Regions from separate parts of the Homo sapiens genome. Here region 2 is linked to region 1. The links are chromatin contacts, found by Hi-C or POLR2A ChIA-PET in ENCODE. All regions are on one chromosome and are shown on one strand. The core of a region is the stretch at or near the end of the contact, and the rest is flanking DNA. Distances in the headings are between cores, read along the strand shown.

Region 1 (2,799 bases), core at 185-2,684:
GTAACACACAAAAGTTCCAACTCTAAAGCTGTTTCAACTAAGGACCAAGACAGAACAGACTCTTTGATTCTGAGTAAAGCAAAATAGCCTCTCTGTCCTCAAGAGTTCACTTCACCAGCAACATGGGCCTCAGGGTACAATAAGTTAATCAAAATTTTTTTTACAAAACTAATTTGCCTAATGTTATCATTAGTCAGAAAAACTTACCTGTGCTCACCCTGTGTTTACCCAAACTGTCCTTTCGATTTTAACCGTACCTCTTGCTTCTCTTATACAGCAGCTAAGAAAGAACAGTAAAAAGGCCTAATACCAGGAAAAATGAACATAAATTACATAAATAGGGAAGATATGAGAGGTCAGAGATTTAAGTAAAAGTGCTTTAGAACTTTACAGGACATGTGTTACAAATCTTGGGCTCCTAAAAATTGTTTTAAATGTCCATGGTTCAGTGTTGAAAGAGAGCTTGCTCTGAGTTAGGTAAGCTACCAAAGAACTACAGGGACCAACCAGATGCATGGAAAACAGAGAGGGCAACACCACTGGTCCAGGGTCAACCAACTGCACGGAAAAGAGAGGGCAACACAATTGGTCATTATTTTGATTTTTACAATGAAGTATTAAATAATTAAATAATTTATTTACTATTATTAAATAATTTATTTATTATTAATAATTGATAAATTATTTGATGCTTCATTATTATTCATAAATTAATAATTAACAAATAATTACTAAATTTATTTATTAATAATAAATTTATTAATAATAAATTAATAAAGCACCATGAGCTACAGAAATAACAGACTGTAACTGTGGAACTCCAGATAGCACCTGACTGTCCCTTTGTAAACATGTCATCCATGGAACATTCTAGTCTACGGATCTGTACCCAACCAGCTTAAATAAAATGAAACGGCCCCAGAACAAAGCTGTGTATGTGACTTAGAGATCATGGCACAGTCCTGAGAGCTGTACAATGGGTGGACAGAAGGCGCAAGTGAGCGGGAGTGACAGAAACTACATCAAGGGCAGCATTTGTCTGTGTGAACTGCTATGCCTCCTCTTCCAATGGGTGAAAGGGAAAATCCTTCAAATGTGGCTGCTTTTAAAAATCTTTCATGAGTATCACGCCTGGTTCTGTGGTGGATACAATAATGAATGAAGGTGGTCCTGGCCCATAAGGACCTGAGCCAACACTGGATCCCCCCGAAACACACACCAGAGCCAACACTGAACATGCAGAGCCGACAAGCCGACTAGTCCACCGGCAGGGAGGCGTCACGTCCTCCGCTTCTGCAAAACACAGATTGCCTTGCTGGCCACGAGCAAACACGCAGCTTCTCCTTCACTTTATCACTCAGCACCCAGCCCCTCAGAGCTCTGGACTGTGAGCTCGGAGATCTCCGCAGCACCGCACCGTCTTTACTCAGGTGGTGTCCTAAGACCACACGTCACTACAGCCGGCTGCGCGCTCTTTCGGCAGCTGTGGCCGTCTCAGCAGCTATTGTTTGTCCCTGAAGTACTGGTGCCGGCAGGATTAGGCGTGGAGCCAAAAATGGAATTCTATTCATAGACTGGCGAGGCTGGAAAGCAGCTCAGAACTCATTTAGTTCAAACTTTCAGAGTTCCAAAGAAAACACTAATAAAATGGATCAAACGACTAGTCTAAAGTCACATGGGGAGTCATACAGGGACCCCATACCCTAGTCTTCAGACGTCTCTTCTGCTTTCAATTCTACCTTACTAGCTGTTTCTTGTTGAAAATTGATGGCATTAAAACATAAGATCGACAGCAAAACTCAATTTACAGGGAATTGCCTTCAGTGATCCTATAAATGTCAGATATAGCAGGGTCAGAAGAAGAGGATAGGGTACACAACCCATTTTATAAGGTTAACATCATGTTGACATAAAAAGACTAATCTCAGGCACCCAAATGCAAAATCTTAACTATAATTTTAGCAAATAATATTCAGCAGCTATAGAAAAACCAAATGCTGACAGAATTTATCACAAAGATTCAAGTTAACCAATTTGCGGAGGAAAAAGTTTGTCATCATCAACATCGGCAGAAATGTACTGAATAACATTTGACTTCTTGCAAACTTTAGGGATGATATACTTCACTTATTTTATAAAATAATAATGAGCATGAGAAAGAGATAGGAAAAAAATCTACAGATTCCTCCTTAAAATATCTGCGTATCTTGGTAAAAAGACTGCAAATAGGTAATTTTTTTTTAAATGAATTCCTGCCATTGAAATGCGACTGGCCCGTCCTTTCCTTCCTTTGCAGCTATCAAATGTTACCGGAAACCCCTGGAAGTTGTTTGCAGCTTTAGCTATTTCCTATTGCAGTTTGTTCAGTATTCGTTCCAGCCACAATAAAATGCCATTTACTCTGGTTCAGAAAAAAATAGTTGTAAAGTGTTACTGGACTAACACATGATGAGCACCCAGTATACCTACCAGCTATTCTACCATTTTGTAACTTTACTGCGTGCTTTAGGGATTACCACACATAAACTATACATCGCTGCCCAGTCTGCAATCACAAATCACATTTCCTATAGTAAACATAAAATAATTCTATACTAAATACAGGATTTTACATGTAAAGAAGCGAATAAAAAACAGAACACTGTATAACGCCGTCCTCTAAAAAGCATATGAAATGGAAACTGAGTAATTTGAGTATAACATGTCGACACAGAATAAGAGAATAAACAAAATGGGGGAGATGATAAAGACCTGCTAAGTATACTTAGAGCCAACTGTTTGAGCTGAAATTGGGAGCTC
Region 2 (2,799 bases), core at 79-2,578, 50 kb after region 1:
CCAGTTCAGATGGGCAGCATTTTTACCGATTAAATCACACTTTTACAACTGCAAACACAAATATGACACCTGTCCATCTCTTCAATGGCCAATGAGACAAGGGAAGCTACAGGCACTCACCTGGATTCACCCACGCCTTCGCTGGCCTGATCTTGACTTGCTGACTGCCACCGCGACGGAATTCAAACTCCTGTCCTCCTAATTGTGCTAGATAGCAATATGTCATTCAGAGTAAAAATGCTGGAAGATTCTTACATTCAAGACTCCTTCAGGACCAAGCATCGAATCTAGGATTCAAGGCTGCAACCTGGCCTAACCCAGCTTAGCACAGAAACCCACTTCACTAGTCGTTTTTGAACAGGCTCCCTCGCAGCATCCGTAGATCATTCTTCAAAGAGTAAGAGGAGTAAAATGCGGTTCTGGCACTTAGCACCCAAGAAGTCTTGGGCAAGTTACTTAACCTCTCATTGACGTTTCATCCTGTAATGTAGGGATAACAGAGTCCACCCGGTGGTTGTGAGAATTAAATGGACTGGCACACACAGAATGCCGGGCCCAGTGCCCGGCTGTGACACTCAGTGTCGTGGTTATTACTAGACTGGTGCTCACCACCAGTGTCATTACCACTGACAGCATGAGGACAAAGCCGGCCTGTCTGACGTAAGCTGTTTCCACCCCACACCTCCAGGTCCCGGCCCCTGCACACTCTGAGAATTACATCACAGCACGGTAAGCGTCACTGCGTGCTGCTCCACAACGTGGGACGGCCCTGAGTCACGGTCCCCCGAGTTCCCATCCACAGCCTTTCCAGGCTAGACTTGTTCAGTCAGTAACGCATCAACGTGGTAAACATCATACAAATAACTAAAGAAAAGCTGAATCTCTGTTGTTTTTAGTAAGAAAATGGAACTTCCTTAGGATTTCGACTAGATCCTATTTTCACCTTAACATCTTCCTGCTTCAAAGAAGGACCCTTCCCCTGGTAGAAATTGTTACCACGCCCTGCTTGACTCAGAATCACACACACACAAGATTTTTATCCCAGAACACAGCAACAACACACTGTGGTAACATCATTTCTGCCAAGACACAACTTCCAGTCTCCCTGTGGCTGGGAAACGAGCTTCTTTTCTCTTAAGCTTTCCTAGGAGGAGAACATAAAGAGCCAAGAGGACAGCAGCTGCTGCCACTTCAGGGAGGAGCCAGCAACACAAAAGCCCTTTCACCAGCACATTTTTTAACTCTCTGCCGGGCCTCCCACCCGTCTCTAATCAAGTTCCTGCTGCCAGGAATTCTAGCCCCAGCTCCCACAGGGCATCAGGTCCCACCACAGCAGGCCAGGCTTCCAGCAGCCACCCAGCTCTCAGCCACTTGCAGACCCTTTAGTCAGGATCCGGGGCCCGTCAGCCTCCTCCACATTCCTTCTCCTGTCACAGGAGGACGTGCAGCAGGAGCAGGGATCCCAGGATGTAAGTAAAATATCCTACTTTATATGAGGAAAAGGGTTTCTAACTTGAATGAATAATAAATAGCTGAAACATTCAGAGTTCTGCAGAACCAGACAGAAGCTCCAGAAACATTTTCCCTGACTGAGGTCAACAATCAGGTTAGCCTGGGCCGGAATTCCGTTCCGTTCCCACTGTAGAAACGCACTCACCTGTGTGCACCTAAGCCGGGCGGCCAGGAGCCGACCCCACACAGGTGACACAGGGATGAGGCCAGGAGCCGACCCCCACACAGGTGACACAGACATGAGGCCAGGAGCCGACCCCCACACAGGTGACACAGGGATGAGGCCAGGAGCCGACCTCCACACAGGTGACACAGACATGAGGCCAGGAGCCGGCCTCCACACAGGTGACACAGGGATGGTGCTCCAACACTCTCCATCGTGTGAATGCAGCCATTTTCTCTTAAGAAAAATGTCCTCATTTCCCTTCCTGTATTTCATGAATGCTGACTTAAGTTGTGACAACGGCTGTACTTCCATATTAATTCATTCCCAGTCTTTTCATCAAAACGTAAATTTCAATCCTGAAACCAGGATTGGGATGCTAAAAGTAACACAGCAGTAATATGTTTAGAGATCTGCTCTTATCTTAATGAAAAACACGGGCTCCCCAAATAAGTAGAGTCAGAAGGGGAAACACTCGTCCTGGGCTGCTTTGTATACTAACATTAACAGCCAAAAAGAGAACCAAACTACTCTAGACTGAAGGTCAAACACATTCCAGGGCGTCCTGTACGCAATACACACATCAGGGAACAGACCTCAACCCAACACTGCTTCAACACCAACTTCTATTCACAATTTCTACAAAATCTTCTGGCCAGGCATTTTTCTAGACATTCCCTTAGTTTTAAAAATGAACAAAAAGCTGCAGCATTTCATTGGTGCTCAAGTAATAATTAACTTGCTAAGTACACATCAGCTAAGAACACTACACCAAATTTATTCCACACACCCACAAGAGGGATGCTCCAGATTTTATTCTGCTTAAATTACAGGAAAACCTGTTGAAGCTTACAACAAAGCAACAGAGAATGGATCTGAAGTAGAAGAGGGGGTTGGATGCTGAGACGCATGGCAGGCAGACCGAACCCTGAATGTGGGATTACACATGCTTCAAAGATCTTTACTCCGCTAAACATCTTTGTTAAATCTACTTTATAATCCTCACTGTAGACCTTACAGATAGCAATCTGAGGAGGAGAATCTTAATTAGAGCTCTGGAAACTGGCTCTCTAACGAGACCGACTTTCCAAATAATTGTTCACATGGCCCTCTCCCCTTCCAGA

The links. Hi-C counts contacts between places; a loop is a spot of excess contacts on that map. ChIA-PET counts read pairs that join two places held with the same protein, here RNA polymerase II (POLR2A). Pooled maps may share reads with other maps.
Region 2: a map of mucosa of descending colon shows a loop between it and region 1 (2.2-fold over the local background). The contact joins two enhancer-like sites. A Hi-C loop is called at or near these places in 4 of 168 maps with a recorded cell type or tissue (G401, mucosa of descending colon, pancreas and 1 more), 1 of 37 single-sample maps with no recorded cell type and 2 of 50 pooled maps. POLR2A ChIA-PET finds 5 or more read pairs at or near these places in 4 of 52 experiments (H1, HCT116, MCF 10A and 1 more).

Annotation. Positions count from the first base shown.
Region 1 is chr4:186,650,402-186,653,200 of GRCh38, forward strand. All of the region lies in intron 3 of FAT1 (FAT atypical cadherin 1), which reads right to left. Among named protein-coding and RNA genes, the nearest start is that of FAT1, 72 kb to the right of the region's middle. Within about 2 kb of position 1,435, at least 11 of the 41 ENCODE cell types and tissues checked have a DNase peak (open chromatin) inside an H3K27ac peak, as active enhancers do; they include pancreas, where a contact is called at or near this core.
Region 2 is chr4:186,700,268-186,703,066 of GRCh38, forward strand. All of the region lies in intron 2 of FAT1 (FAT atypical cadherin 1), which reads right to left. Among named protein-coding and RNA genes, the nearest start is that of FAT1, 22 kb to the right of the region's middle. Within about 2 kb of position 1,329, at least 16 of the 41 ENCODE cell types and tissues checked have a DNase peak (open chromatin) inside an H3K27ac peak, as active enhancers do; they include pancreas, where a contact is called at or near this core.